Regions from separate parts of the Mus musculus genome. Here region 2 is linked to region 1. The links are chromatin loops, found by intact Hi-C in ENCODE. Cell type or tissue: gastrocnemius. All regions are shown on one strand. Links, peaks and the distances in the headings refer to the core of each region. The heading gives the core; the rest is flanking DNA.

What was found. Peaks named below come from ENCODE experiments on the same cell type or tissue, not always from the same donor. Only the 100,000 strongest peaks of a DNase experiment are listed, where the experiment ranks them.
Region 2: a loop joins it to region 1, with 3 times the contacts of the local background. A loop is called at or near these places in 14 of 42 quality-filtered maps.

Annotation. Positions count from the first base shown.
Region 1 is chrX:77,320,756-77,328,985 of GRCm38, forward strand. No RefSeq gene overlaps it. Among named protein-coding and RNA genes, the nearest start is that of Tbl1x, 190 kb to the right of the region's middle. In gastrocnemius, for the core only: no CTCF peak of the experiment used is centred there; no DNase peak of the experiment used is centred there.
Region 2 is chrX:77,647,239-77,655,468 of GRCm38, forward strand. It overlaps Tbl1x (transducin (beta)-like 1 X-linked), which reads left to right. Exons shown (of 16, transcript NM_020601.2): 6 at 554-686; 7 at 1,014-1,155; 8 at 1,416-1,479; 9 at 1,585-1,682; 10 at 2,635-2,695; 11 at 3,131-3,252; 12 at 5,526-5,600; 13 at 5,976-6,103; 14 at 8,168-8,230. Among named protein-coding and RNA genes, the nearest start is that of Gm52447, 9.0 kb to the left of the region's middle. In gastrocnemius, for the core only: no CTCF peak of the experiment used is centred there; a DNase peak (open chromatin) is centred at 3,178.

The sequences.
Region 1 (8,230 bases), core at 1,781-6,780:
CTAATATCCAACATATATAAAGAACTCAAGAAGGTGGACTTCAGAAAATCAAACAACCCCATTAAAAAATGGGGCTCAGAACTGAACAAAGAATTCTCACCTGAGGAATACCGAATGGCAGAGAAGCACCTGAAAAAATGTTCAACATCCTTAATCATCAGGGAAATGCAAATCAAAACAACCCTAAGATTCCACCTCACACCAGTCAGAATGTCTAAGATCAAAAATTCAGGTGACAGCAGATGCTGGCGAGGATGTGGAGAAAGAGGAACACTCCTCCATTGTTGGTGGGATTGCAGGCTTGTACAACCACTCTGGAAATCAGTCTGGCGGTTCCTCAGAAAATTGGACATAGTACTACCGGAGGATCCAGCAATACCTCTCCTGGGCATATATCCAGAAGATGCCCCAACTGGTAAGAAGGACACATGCTCCACTATGTTCATAGCAGCATTATTTATAATAGCCAGAAGCTGGAAAGAACCCAGATGCCCCTCAACAGAGGAATGGATACAGAAAATGTGGTACATCTACACAATGGAGTACTACTCAGCTATTAAAAAGAATGAATTTATGAAATTCCTAGCCAAATGGATGGACCTGGAGGGCATCATCCTGAGTGAGGTAACACATTCACAAAGGAACTCACACAATATGTACTCACTGATAAGTGGATATTAGCCCAAAACCTAGGATACCCAAGATATAAGATACAATTTCCTAAACACATGAAACTCAAGAAAAATGAAGACTGAAGTGTGGACACTATGCTCCTCCTTAGAAGTGGGAACAAAACACCCTTGGAAGGAGTTACAGAGACAAAGTTTGGAACTGAGATTAAAGGGTGGACCATGTAGAGACTGCCTTATCCAGGGATCCACCCCATAATCAGCATCCAAACGCTGACACCATTGCATACACTAGCAAGATTTTATCGAAAGGACCCAGATGTAGCTGTCTCTTGTGAGACTATGCCGGGGCCTAGCAAACACAGAAGTGGATGCCCACAGTCAGCTAATGGATGGATCACAGGGCTCCCAATGGAGGAGCTAGAGAAAGTACCCAAGGAGCTAAAGGGATCTGCAACCCTATAGGTGGATCAACATTATGAACTAACCAGTACCCCGGAGCTCTTGACTCTAGCTGCATATGTATCAAAAGATGGCCTAGTCGGCCATCACTGGAAAGAGAGGCCCATTGGACACACAAACTTTATATGCCCCAGAACAGGGGAACGCCAGGGCCAAAAAGGGGGAGTGGGCGGGTAGGGGAGTGGGGGTGGGTGGGTATGGGGGACTTTTGGTATAGCATTGGAAATGTAAATGAGCTAAATACCTAATAAAAAATGGAAAGAAAAAAAAAAAAAAAAAGAGAGACTCTCAATTGAGAAAATGCTTCCATGTGAGTGGGGTATAAACAAGTCCATCAGGCATTTCCTTGATTAATGCTTGATGTGGGAGGGCCTGGGGTCACACATTCAAACCGAGCACAAATCCTGGGAAGGTGGTCCTAGACTGTATAAGAAAGAAGCAGGTTTAGTAATCCAGGAGCAATCCAGTAAGCAGCACTCTTCCATGGCTTCTTCTTCAATTTCTGCCTCCAGCTTCCTACCCTGCTTGATTTCCTGTCTTGATTTTCCTCAGCAATGGTCTGTTACCTGGAAGTATAAAATGAGATAAACCCTTTCCTCACCAAGTTGCTTTTAGTAATGGTGTTTTATTCACAGCATAGTAAACCCTAAGACAATCACCATTACTTTAATCCCTTCCCTGCTGTGTGGAAGCAAGATAGAATGCATCTAAGGGACAGGTCATGACCCTTTGTATTTCTGGTCTCCACCTCAGATATATATATATACAAGTAAGCTTTAGGTACCCAATGAAGAATTTCAGACCAAGTAAATGCAGCAATGCTGTCTACAGAAATACCCATAATTCTGGCAGTTTAAAACAATCTATGGGAGTCAGGAGAGCCCTGAACTTCTCTAGTCACTGGGCTTACCAGCTCCACTTGGCTCATGCTGTTTATCAGTGAAATCAAGGTCTGGGAGAGCAAAATATTAAATCTTCAGGGTTGAAGAAATGGCTCAGCGGTTGAAAGCAATCACTGTTCTTCCAGAGGACCAGAGTTCTGTTACTAGCACCAATGCCAGATGGCTCATGAATGTCTCTAACCGTAGCTTGAATGGATCCAATGACTGACCACCAGGAACACCTATAGTCACATGCATATATGTATACGCAGATACAGAATTAAAACTAGCAAATAAATATTCCAAAAGGATAAAAATAAGGTCTCAAGATCTTGTCAGTTCTTTACCACATAGACTACACTTTCATCTGTGTGAGTTATGGTAGGTAACAACAGATTCAAAACTCAGCTCTCAGCTCATTGACATTCAAAACTTACCTCCTAAAAGCCAATGCTTGATTGCCAACTTGACAAGATCTAGGGTCACTATGGAAACAAACATTTGGGCATATCTGTAAATAATTATCTAGGTTAGGTTAACTGAGGTGGAAAAATGCTCTCTAAATGTGGGTAGTACTAATCTATGGTTTGAGGCTATGGACTTCATGAAAAAGAGAATGTGAGCTAGTGACCAGCAGCAATGTGACCAGCCACCTCAAATCCATGCCATTATGACTTCCCACCGTGCAGACACCCTGGAGCCTTGGGGCAAAATAAATTCTTCTTTCTTAAGTAGCTTTTTGTCAGGTATTTTGTTGCAGCAACGAGAGAAGTTTTTTGTTTTGTTTTGTTTTGTTTTGTTTCACAATAGAGCCAAAGATGGTCGGAAGCGCAAGGTTCAGTGATGCTTGGCTTGGGTACTGTAGCCTCTAGGGTCAGTCGGGGCTGGGTTTCATTTCTTCCCCACAAAAGAAAAGAGGCTTTTATTTTTAGTTCTGAATCCCATTTGGCTGGATGAGAACTCGAGTTTGATAGCTTTTATTCTTCCCACGACTTGATTTCTTAAAAGCAACTCAGTTTGCATCTCATTTGGGAGCTGCTTTTACACAGATCAAAGATAATGACATTCTCAGCCAGTGAAAGACACCATTTGCCAGCTCTTTTTCTAAGACAATTTGTTGGAGCAGATTTTAGGGGAGGCTGGGAAGTGGGGGAAGTACTCCAACTTGCGTTGCTGTGGAAACTTCTGCAGAAGCTAAGAGGGTACTTGTTCAGCTCCTAAGAGAGTGAGATCTTACTTCTTAAAATATCATTCATTTCCACGGTACAAAGATGCAATTAGCCCTGTCTACAGAGGAGGAGGGTTTGCTTTTATCTCCTTTTGGGGCTAGAAGGTCAGGCTGAGATAGAATCTTTTTATTCTCATAATCACAGCAGAGTCTGAAGAACTATGAGCACCTGGAGGGAGTGAAATATGGGAGGCATGAGGTGTCCTATTCCAAAGAATATGCTATTGGCATTAAACTAATGACAACCATTTTGGGCTAAGGATGTCATTGTAAAACAGTCCTTGGCATATACTGAGCAACCTCTGCTACATTTGATCAGAGCCATTGTTTTCTTTGAAACAGTTTGAAGTCCTTGAACAATTAATGAAGCCGTGTACTTCTGCTTTCTGACCCATAACAAACACAAAAAAGGGCATAGATAATCCACTGTCTGCAGGGCACTGTGGAATGCCATGTAGATAGCCAGAATGGTGGGTGACATCGTAAGCACTATTGTCAACATCAGGAACTACATCCTCAAATGAAAAAGTGTTGAAACACAGCCTGAATTTGGGTGTGATATCAGATACCTGTCATTCCAACCCTCAGAAAGCTAAGGCATAATAATGATTTCAAACCCAGCCTGGACTGCATCCTAAAGAGGCAACCTAGACTATACAAAAACATCTTGTTTCTTAAAAAATAAAATGGAGAAGCAGTGAAAAAGTAGTCTTCTTATACTGATTTCATCCTTTCTGCCACTATGAGACCTTCTCAATGCTACATGTCATCCTTCTCATTCCCACGTAACTCAAAGCCTCTTGTACCTCCAAATATATTAACACAATCCTTTTTGTTTATCTCTCTTGATAGATACACACACACACACACACACACACACACACATACACACACACACCTACATACTCATGGACATAGACTGTCCCCCTAAAAATTATCACAAAGAACTTAGTGACTCAAGGCCAGAGAATAGAATATAGAAAGAGAAAATAGAAAGTGAGTTCCCAGTGCAGTGTTACCTAATCAGGTGATCAAGGTCAGCATCATTAGATAACACCATGGGGCTATAATATGCCCATAAGTTTGGGCCCTGACAAAAATCACCTCACCTCTGTTCAAAACCCTTCAATACACTGATCATTGGAGATACATCAAGAAAACCACTGGAGAACATTCTGCAAAAACTTCAAAACATGAAAAATAAGGGCAATATGAAGAAACCTCGCAGCCAAGAACATGAGGATGACCCAACTGTATGTAAGCTGCTGGGCAGGATGGCTGGACTGTAGGCACGCAGGAGGGAGGGAAAAGGTGAGGCAACAGGATTTCTATGAGAAAATGAATAAAACTCAAAGCAAGTCTGGAGTTTAATTCATGATAACAGCCCCCTGATGGTTTCCTAGCTGTGCCAGACACAATTACACATGTGTTATAAATCTAAGATGTGTTCCACAATGTGACATTGATTGATGAGGTAAATCAGCACACAAGTAGATAAAACCAGACTGTGAACCAGCTGACTGATGTGTTTACATGTGTGCAGAATCTTTTCTACAGCCAGCTAGCTAATCCTTTGGCCACCACTTAAGTCAGGGACATACCCGGCCTAATATCATTGTAATTGACTTCTCAGGCAATATTCCTGAGAAATATGGATCCAGATTTTGCCCAAAATCATTCTTTTCCCTGAGGTAGACATAGATCAAATTTTAAATCTTAAAAAAAAAAAAGCCACATGCAAGAACATTCATGTGCAGAGAAAATGTTGATTTTTCTATCCTTGTTTTAGTGTCTCCAAATGCCAATCAATTAGGTTTCTTTTTTAAATTATTGGGGGCCTTTAAAGATTCAAATTGGACGTGACTTGTGGTACATTATATTAATTCCAGGACTTGGAAGGCAGAAACAGACAGATCTCTGTGAATTCGAGACCACCCTGACTTACACAGTAAGTTCCAGGCCAGCCACGATTACATAGTGGAAACTTATCTTTTAAAAAATTCATATCAGGCCAGGTAGTGGTGGTGCATTCTTTTAATCCCAGCACTTGTGAGGCAGAGGCAGGCGGATTTCTGAGTTCAAAGCTAGTCTGGTCTACAGAGTGAGTTCCAGGAAAGCCAAGGGGCTATCCAGAGAAATCCTGTCTCTAAAAAAAAAAAAAATCTATATCAGAGGTAGCATAGTAATGTACACCTATAATCTCATGACTCAGGAAGCCAATATAGAGGGATATCAAATTTAAGGCCATCCTGAGCTACATGATTTCTGAAAAAGCCAAAAGAGGGGGTTGGAAAGATGTCTCAGGAGTTAAGAACATTGGCTGCTTATGCTAAGAACCCAGGGGTTCAGTTCCCAGCACTTATGGTTTTAGAATATTCAGCATCCTATTCTGAAGTCCACAGGCAACAGGTATGCATAAGGTACACATACATACATGCAGCCAGGATAGCCATACACATAAAATAATATAATCTTAAAAAATCATTAATCCAAAAGATGGAGATGGGAAGAAAGAGAGGGAGGGAGGGAGAGCGGGAGGGAGAGAACTACATATCAGTACAAGGTCTTTGAATGTGTATTTTTCTTGGAGGTTGGCACTTTTTTATAACTTTACCCAAGTATAGCATGATGCTATCATAATGGGGGCCTTGGTTCATTTCTTATAGCTTTCTGAATTCAGAAATCCTGGGTAATATGACTGGGCTGTATCACTTCTGGGACTATGCTGAAAACAGTCTACATCAGCTTTCCACAAAGACCCCTGCACATCCATGTTTACTTCTGTACAGTTCACAGTGGTCAAGACAGGGGCTAGGTGTCCTTCAACAGATGACTGGATAAACAAAATGTGCTGTGTACACATAAAACGGCTTTATTCAGCAACAATGAAAAATAAAGCTCTCTCATTTCCTGAAAAACTGGATACAATTAGAGATCATCATATTAAGAAAATAAAGAAAGATAACATGTTTTCTCTCATCTGTGGACCCTAGAATCCATCTACATATTGAATCATACAGATGAGTAGGTGTGAAGGTAGAAGGAGACTAGTTTAGAAAAAAAGCAACTTAGGGAGAAGAGGGAAAGGAAGGAATTCAAAAGGTGGATAATATCAAAAGTATGTGATTATCCTGAATTAAAATATCTTTTAAAAGACCCTTGCAGAATAAGTATATGGAGGGAGGGAGGGAAGGGAAGGGAAGAGGTATATTTATTTACCTTTTCTACCAAGACAGTGTAGAAAGAGAACAAGATCTCACAGGGGCTTTGTGGGAAGCATTTGCAAAATCTCTCTTTAACACCTTAGAAAAACCTGCTCATACTGGATTTCTAAGGGATAATCCTCCACTTACTTTACTCAAAAGTGTCATCTTTCTTTTAAAGTCTCCCAGGTGGCAAAAATACCCAGGTTTAGTTGTGTGTTACTTAAAGAGGAGCAATATGATTGATTCTCCCAAAGCATCCCTAAAAATAACAGGAAGCATAATTCTTTGTGAAAGCTTACCTTAAACAATACAATCACTCATAGCAAAAATGGCTTCTGTGTATGTGTGCATGTGTGTGTGTGTGTGTGCGTGTGTGTGTGTGTGTGTGTGTGTTTTACATCTGTTGCACATTTGTTTGGACATGAGTGTAGTATAAAAGAATATCCTGTGCATAATTTCACCTACTGATTAATGAGTAGAATGTAAATGTGTAGCTAATTTAGAAATAAAAAAAAATGCTGTGACATTCATCCCTTAGCCAAGTGATAAACTGAACAGTACAGACGAAAACTGGGACAGCTTAACCATTAGCTTCCCACTGGATATAATATGTTAAGAAATACATATTGCCTAGGTACTAGGTAGATGGCTTAGTAGGTAGGAGATCTTGCTATTCAAGCATGATGACCTGCATTTGAATATCCAGCACCCATATTTAAAAGCCAGAGACAAATCATGCCTGTAACTCTAGCATTGCCAGAGAGGGGTGCCATAATAGCTATGTCCTAGTAGCTTACTAGCTTCAGTCTGGATGAAACAATAATCTTCAGGTTTACCTAGAAACACCATCTCAAGGGAAGTAAGTAGAGTGCAATAGAAAAAGAAAACTGATATTCACCTCTGACCTGCATATGTGTGATGTGGGCACACATACACACGCCCCACATGAAAAATTAGTTAAACACTGAAATGTATCACCTAGAAGTTATTCTTGCCAAGATATGTTCACTCTGTCTGGGATCATGAGCAAACACCAGATGCAAAGTAGCATCTCTCTTCTTCACTATTCCATTTGAGACAAATAGCTATGAGCATTGGCCAGGTGTAGGATTTTTAAAGACATATTTTTATTTACTTTTCTATCATATGTGCATTGATGTTTTACCTACAGGTATGTCTATGTGAATGTGTCAGATCACCTGGAACTGGAGTTACAGACAGTTGTGAGCTGCCATGTAGGTGGCTGGAATTGAACCAGGGTCCTCTGGTAAAGCAGCCAGTGCTCTTCTTAATCACTGAGCCATTTCTCCAGCAAACACTGCAGGATTTTTACCAGCATCCTTGGGCATCTATATCCACATGATGGCCCATCATGATGGTCATTTTTATTGCACTTAACAGGTGCCTAGGATGAGTAATGTTTTTCTGTTGAGTTGGAGATGCCTATTTGTAGTAATGGGGCTGGAACCTAGGGCCTGTGTGTGCTAGGCTCTACCACTGAACACCACCATCATCACCCTGCTTTGAGACAGGGTCTTGTGCATCTCAGGCTGAACTTTAACTCATGATCCTATGTGATATGCCATCCTCTAAAGAGAAAAGCTTTCTGAGAATATTCTTCAAAAATTACTCAGCTGGGGCTAGTAGTGCACGCTTTTAATCCCAGCACTCCCAAGTGCATAGCAAATCTCTGAGTATGCCCACCTGGTCTACATAGTGAGTCCTAGGCCAGCCAGAGCTACAAAAAGAGATGCTGTCTCAAAAAAATTAATTAAATCTCTAACCTATACCTTTGATATGGTTTATCAAGAAACAGGAAGCACA
Region 2 (8,230 bases), core at 1,015-6,014, 330 kb after region 1:
TAGTTCTTTTTCACTCAGGTCATCAGTCTTCCAGGACTGGCTGAACCACCTCATTGGGCTCCTTGTGTGATTCTCTTGAGGGTGGCAGTAGAGTTAGCTTTTTTTCATACCTGAAGCAACTAGTTTATAAGGGAAAAGGGCATATTCCTTCAGCTCACAGGCAATGCATACACATGGGCATGACCATGTGGACGTTGAGATGGAAATGCAAAGTAGAGGGCATCATGGGAGAAAAAGAAGTCAAAGCAGACTACAAATAACTAACAAGTGACTTCCCACTAGGAACCACTTCTTAAAGGTCCCATCACCTGCTGTCATATTCCCCATGTGGACACCAAGCTTCCAGAACACTTTGGGAACAAATGTACAACATAGCACTGTCAAAACAAAAACACAAAATGTGTACCAAACTGCAGAAATGCCCCTTTTTTTTTAACCATCATCAGGTGTAGCGTGACTTTGATACTAACAGTATTTTTAAAACAGTAGTGCCTGAAGCTGTTTTTTTTTAATGTGTTGGTGGACCATGTAAATTTTCATGTTGGCTTGGCAGATAATCACTCAAAGCCAATGGAAATAGATGGAGACGTTGAAATTCCACCGAGTAAAGCCACAGTCCTTCGAGGCCATGAGTCTGAGGTCTTCATTTGTGCCTGGAATCCTGTTAGTGACCTACTTGCTTCTGGGTAAGAATTTGGGACTGGAAAGCACCTGGGTCTGCATTCTTCTCCGGAGTACTGCCTTGAGGAAAGTGCACTGGTTTGTTGGACTTCCCTAATAAATAAAGACAGAGGAACAGGCTGCTTTGTGCATCCTATACTGTGGGAAAGACAGTGGTCCCAGCCATTTCTCTATTTGGTGGGGAGTAAGGCAGGTAAGTGGAAGGGATGGGTGAGGAAAGAAACTGAGCAAAAGAAGTGGAAAAGACACATGCTAATGATGTGAGACCTAGCCCCGCATCAGTCACATTTTCCCATTGAACCAGAGTCAAATGCTCCATGTTGATTCTGCAGATCTGGAGACTCCACTGCGAGGATATGGAACCTTAATGAGAACAGCAACGGGGGCTCCACACAGCTTGTGCTGAGGCACTGTATACGTGAAGGTGGACATGATGTTCCCAGTAATAAGGATGTCACTTCATTGGACTGGAATGTAAGTTTCTACCATCAGTGTGTTCAGATGAAGCACATGCAAACTCAAAGTGGCAGATAGTTCTTTGTCTTAGCTCCCACATTGGGGTGCTGGTATCAAGTGCTCATAATCAGATCCTAGTGGAAAGACAGCAGCCTGGGAATGGAAAGTTGTCCCCATTGTCATGAACTTGTGTTCCATCTGTCACACAGACCCATGTAAGAATGAGGCTCAGGAAAGCACCCAGATACTAATGTGTTTTGCCTTTTTCTATCCCCAAGAGCGATGGAACACTGTTGGCAACAGGTTCCTATGATGGTTTTGCAAGAATATGGACAGAAGATGGTAAGTTTTGCATTCCTCATATGTGTTAAGAAGGACTTGCTGTGTGATCCTAGAGTGAACAGTGAGTAACTGTGAAGTCACCATGTCTGTGTTTTCCCATCTCAGGTAACCTAGCCAGCACCTTAGGTCAACATAAAGGTCCCATCTTTGCTTTGAAGTGGAACAAAAAGGGGAATTATATTTTGAGTGCTGGTGTAGACAAGGTGAGTGGATGTCAACTTAAAAACCATCCCTTTTATATGTGGATGTGTGTTTGCTTGTTTATTTATTTAGTCTGTTGACTTCCTTGGTAAAATAACTCATTTAGGCTGTTTATTTCTCTGGTTTGATCTTACTGCTGACTTTTGAACAAGGAATCACTCATACATTTTATTTACCTCTGTAGACCTTCATGCAGAATGTACTCTCAGTCTCGTTATGGAAAGAGGAGAAATCTCCAAATGGAGTTTATAAAAAGTATTCAGTTGTGGATGTTTCTGGGTTGACTTTTATCCATTAAGCAATTTTTAGTCACAGACTCTTTTTTCCTCCCCTAGCTCCACCTTTTCTCACCTGATAAACCACTGCTTCCCACTGTAGATGGCAGAATTCTCTGAGACCTGATACAGGGCAAACTTCACAGAAACTCATGGAGCTGACTTACAGTTTGATTTTTTTCAATCCATACTTTGGATTTTTGGGCTGTTCCACCTGCTCTCCCAGTTCATAGAGTGGCAGGGGATTGTTGGAAATGCTCATTTCTATAGCTCTTCTTTTAGAACAATATCCAAAGGGCAAGCAGATGAGCTTTCTTACCTGTTACTTAATGGTTTTCTGGGCTTGGGAGCTAAGGGGGAATTTTGGTAGATTTCCCACATATATTGGTGAAGGCTGCTGTGTACCAATTGTTGTCATTAATGTGGCATCCATATTACTGCCTGTGAAATGCACAGTGTACATGGACTTAGATCAGAAATATAGAAGTGACATGTTGTATGAATATTTTATACTATTGCATGTATAAATGATATAGGTTTAGCTATATATAGGCATAAAATATGTTGTTAAATTAATTTTTAGAAGGAAAGGGGGCTGGTTGTCTTTTCTGGTACAAGACATTGTTCTAGATAATAGTTCTTTGAGGAGAATAACTTTCCCTCTGTTTGCGGAATACAGACAACAATAATTTGGGACGCTCACACAGGAGAAGCCAAACAACAGTTTCCTTTTCATTCAGGTAGGTTTACTGTTGTGGTTATGCAGAGGTAGCCCCAGGATTTTTTTTTTACTTAAGATTGTGTGATAGTGTCTGAGAGCAGAGAAGTGTCAAGACATTGGGACTTCGGACAACTGTGAAACAAAGTATCGGAAGTAAGAAAATAGGTGGCCTAGCAAAAATAACTGGTACCTCCCCTTTATCCATAACTGGGCCTGTCCTTGAGGGCTTTTTCATTACATAGAAAGGTGGCAGTCTCTCTCCAGGAGCATCTTACAAATTGGAAGGAGACAATCTCTAAGGTCTTTCAAGGATGGTTTTCATGGTGTCAGTATAGCTGATTGACACTGGGGGGTGGTATTCATGGTCACCAGACTCCTGGGGATGCTTTGGTCTGCATCACTGAGCTCAGTTAATCAGGCAAATGTCCTTCCTCTCTTTCCTCCTGCTTTGCAGCACCTGCCCTTGATGTGGACTGGCAGAACAACACTACCTTTGCCTCATGCAGCACAGACATGTGCATTCATGTGTGCAGGCTTGGCTGTGATCGCCCAGTCAAAACCTTCCAAGGACATACTGTAAGTGGCCGTTCTGATGCTCACTCAGACTTGGGGGTTGTGAGAGTGTGGTGTGTATCTTTTCAGTGCCAGCATTAAAAATTAACTGTGCAGGAGAGACTACTTGTTCAGCAGCACTTTGCTATTGAGAGCTACTGTGGCTGCCCTGGTGGTGGAATTAACCTAGCTATGGTCAGTGGTCCTGGGACTATCTCAGAGTAGCTACCAGCTGATCCTGTCCTTGTTCTGTCCTGAACTCGTTTCTCTTCTAACCCTAGTCTATTTCCCAGCTTTTAATAGGGGCATATGTTTTAAGTTTGATATTTCTTGCTCCTGCTTAGACTTTACCTCTCTCATAGCCTGCCTCCCGGTTCCATAAATGATTCTCACCAATTCTGATTGCTCTGAGCAGAGGTCTACGTACATGGCTCTGAACCTGCTGCTTCCTGAAACCTGTGTGTAGATTCTGGTTGCTTTTCTGGAAGTTTGGCAAATGGATGAGAAGGGAGAAAATTCTGCTCCCAGGAAGGAATTTGGTGACCTAGCAGATGGGTCAGCTAGGTCATGGAGAGGTCTACCTATGAGTTTTCTCTACATCTACAGTTGGAGATATATATATATACACTACCTCATTTACACTTGAGCTCACAGATAGGCATGCACACGCCCTTTGTCTCTTCTTTGATCTAGTCACAGAAAACCATGCTCCTTGGATTCCCAGCTTCTTCCATTTTCACACTTTTCAATACTTGGTGTCCTTACAAATGGGAATAGCCACAGCATTGAGAAGTGTGAAATTTAGAATATAATCTGGTGTGTGAAGCTGTTTGTTAGGCGAAGACAGCTGGCTTCATAGAGTTAGCAGTAATAGCAGTAGTATTTCCAAGACTCCTCCAAGGAAGTCCCTCTATCCTTCCCTCTGCCCTTGCTCTGCATGCTGTCCCTGTCAGTATGGCAGAGCTGCAGGTAGTTCTTTATATAAACACATCCCCTTCTTCCTTCCCCACCCAAAGTCTTTCTCCTCCAGTCTTGGAGTCTCTGGTACTCAGAAAGCAGGAAAACCTGGCAGTTTCCTTTTTGTATGGTCCCCCAAATCTAGGAATTTGGGTGAGGGGTTACTTATAGAAGTAAAAATGAGTCAAAGAGTACTGAGTCACCAAAGCTCACCTCACCATGGGTGACAGACAGCTCATAAAAGCTGGAAACCTAGAGCACACTGTACAGCCATGGGCCCTTTTCTGTGTGGTTCAGTTGGTTAGGTAGTTTGTCTTATCTTTGTTTCTCTAGAAAGTTCAGCTGCCCTCTACTTCTTCTAGGCAACTGTGTTTGTCTGAGAGTGACTCGGCAGTCTTTTCTGCTTATACACACATTTGAGGTAGGAGTTGGGTTATTAGTGAATCTGATCAGTTTTAGGGACTTTCTGAAGGTTTTTTGAGTTTCTCACTTCCTGTTTTAATGAGATTCTCTATACTATTTCATCTCACAACTCCCTGAAAACATCCTACTTTAAGAAGGTTCCTTTCAAAATGGAAGCTTTTAATTTCAGAGGAAACTGCTACTCAGCACAGATCCACAAGAGGATGGATTTTATTTTTCAATGCCTTTTCCTAACTATAGTTCCTGATGTAATTTCCCTGCACAAATGAATTGCTTGTGTATGTTTTTGTGCCTTTGGATGGCTTTACCTATTATCTATCTCTGCCATTGTTCTATCTAAACCTTTATCTTTACCTCATCCAATAAGGTACATGTATTTCAACAGAATGTAGAGAAACTGTTATATTAAAAGCACATAGGAAAGAGATGTTCGAAGTCTACTTTTAAAAACTTGTTTTAGCTCTGCTCAATGTCACATATATGTAGTTATAATACTCAGGAGTCTAACAGAATAGTTTCAGGCCATCCTGGGATACATAAAGAGCTCCTGGCTTTCCTGGGCTACATAGTGAGACCATGTCTTAAGCAGCAATGGATAGTAACTGATTTGATTAGCTCTGTTGATTGTATGCAAATTCTTCATTTGGCTTCCTTAGTAAGTAATTTTTTCCCTAAAGAAGTATGGATGAGAGTGTGGCTGTTCCTTTGTAATATATGGCAGTGTTTTTCATGAATGAAAAGCAAAGTGAGGAGAGCATACTCATGTGTGGGTTCTTGTGCTGTGGTCTTTGATATCCTATGAACTCTCAGAAGGGCCTCTGCACTGCAGCACTGGCAGCATGTCACTGCTCCTTGGTAGAGCCAGCCTTTCCCAAATGAAAGCTATGATTTCTTTCTGAAACTGTGCTCTCTTGCAGAATGAGGTCAATGCTATCAAATGGGATCCTTCTGGAATGTTACTAGCCTCCTGCTCTGATGACATGACATTAAAGGTAGTGTTGGTATCTAAAGGAATGAATTGCCTAATCCTAGACAAGGCCCTATACAGACACACAACCCATCCAACCATTATCATCTGGAACATTACTTTGGACTGTCTTTTCTCCATGACTTTCCTGGTCTCTAAACTTTGGTTCTTCCATGAGCTTTTGACATATTGAGGCCGAGGTTCCCACTGAGAGACCTTACGGCCTGTCCACCAGCATCCTTCCTCACAGTCACCTAGTGGACTCCTTGCTGGCTTTGTGAGCCTCTCCCATATCTACCACCTAAGGAGTGCTCCCTTAGGTGCAACAGAATGAAAGGTGCTGAGCCATTCTCAGTTAGGCCATAATATTAGTTCACACTGTTACCAATGCCTCTTCCAGATCTGGAGTATGAAGCAGGATGCATGTGTCCATGACCTCCAGGCTCACAGCAAAGAGATATATACCATCAAGTGGAGTCCCACAGGACCAGCCACCAGCAACCCGAACTCCAACATCATGTTAGCAAGGTAAAGCAGGGTAACCTCCCAGCTCTGAATCCTTCCTGAGCACAGCTTTGTTCTCTGCCTAGTGATTAACTCAAATCTAGAGACAGCAGTGTTGAAGTTCTTCCAAACTGAAAGAAAAATGGTGGTTCCCTTTGAATGGAGGCAAGAGGAAGTGTATCTCCTCCCTCCATATCCATGGAGATGGTTCCAGGAACCCCTTTGGACACCAAAGTTCATAGTTGTTTAATTTTGTTTGCCTACAACCTCTGAATACCTGCTTGTACGTTAAATCATGTCTAAATGACTTATAATATCCATAGAATAAGAATGCTGTACAGATAGTTTAGGTAACAATGTGAAGCAAAGGATCTGTATATGTTCAGTACAGTTGTGTGGGGGTGGAGGGTAGGGGTTGGTTTGGTTCTTTTCATTTTGAGACAGTCTGATTATGTAGCCCTGACTGACCGGGAACTTGTCATGTAAATCAGGCTAGATTAGAGCTATACCTTCCACTTCCACCAAAGTGCTAGGATTATAGGCCTGCCTAACATGCATTTTTTCCCTTCGCTCTCAATGGTTTCCTATTTGCAGTTTGATAAAACCATGAACCTAAGCAGCAGGGTGGGGGGATGGCTTAATCTAGTGAAAGTTTTTAGCACAAAGAAAGGAAGACAGTTTAGCTTGGAGCTCAGAGTTTGTTCTTAAGGCTCCATTCAGGGTTGCCTTACTAAGATTTTGACTAGAGATAAAAGATTCCCTGCCTCAGCCAAAGATAACCTGAATCTCTTAATATTGACTTAAAATGCCAGTCAACCAAGTCCCAGAACCAAAGTGCCAGAGATAGCTCATCCAAAACAAGTAACTCTGGGTTTTTTGTGTACGGATAGAGCCTATGGCCTTGTGCATGCTGGGCAAGTATGTACTCTGTCATCGAGTACCCTCTACCCCCACTCTTGGTAGTTTAATGAAAACATTAGACAGATGCACTAAGCCAGAATGATCGGAAAACCATGATATGGCCACTTGGAGTTTATATTCATGCACTGTGGTTGTTTAATCTGGATGAAACCAGACCCCAAAGGAATATTTGTTTTCCAAGAAGCAGTGGAGAGCTTGGTCTATGTTGTTTTAGAGGATTTTGGAGAAAGTAACAGGTAGGTAGTTCTCTTCTAAGGAAGGAAGCACCTAGTAGTAGAGTGAGCAGCCTTTTCTGGAAATTAAAAACAGCTTCGTAGAAAGTGTTCAATCCAAGGCTGCCTTCAAGAACAGATTATAAGTAGTTCTTGGGTATACATCACTTGCCTGGCATACACATCACCACCAGAAACTGAAATGAAAAGGAGCCTAAGTCACACACAAAAGTAATCTAAACACTGAGTGGCTAAACTAGAAGAACCCCAAGGTCTTAACTCTCCTTTTTTAATTATTATCCAAACACCTAGTTACACATAGTTGTCCTGGAATCACACGGTACATACCAGGAACAGATAGGCATTATCCTCTAGCTCACAAGAAAAAAAGGACACACTGAGCCTTGTGATACCCTGTGGATAAACAAAAAGCCAGGTGATGACAGCCCTTTGATATGTGCTGTTTTTTTTTTAATTCTAAAAATAATTAAACTTTGTAGTCCTTGCCAATGTAATTGCATATGCACATGTTCATGCACATGTAGGTTTAGAATTTCTCATGTATAAATGCATCTCACTCAATTTGTCTTTATTTTTTCCAGTCATGGCTGGGTGGACTTAGTTATTCAAGTGGAAGTATAAAACAATGATGGTGTTTTAGAAAAGTTGGTTGAATGGTCTACAAAGCATTTTGTGATAAGAAATATGGAACTGGAGAAAGAAGTGTGAGCACAGTGGTAAAGTGGGAAAATCTGACTTGGCTTGTGCAAGGTCCTGGGTTTTGCCTGGGGGCAGCTTTACTTTTTTCTGGAGAGAAAGGCTTAATAGGATATTCTCTTAAAACAAGTTCAAGTATGTTTCAAATACAATGGAAAGACAGTTCACATGAGATACATCATAGAGATTTTGAAAAACCAACTTATTTCAGTGGTTGTTTTTTCTGTCATCTTTCTAGTGCTTCATTTGACTCTACGGTTCGACTGTGGGATGTGGAGCGAGGTGTTTGCATCCACACTCT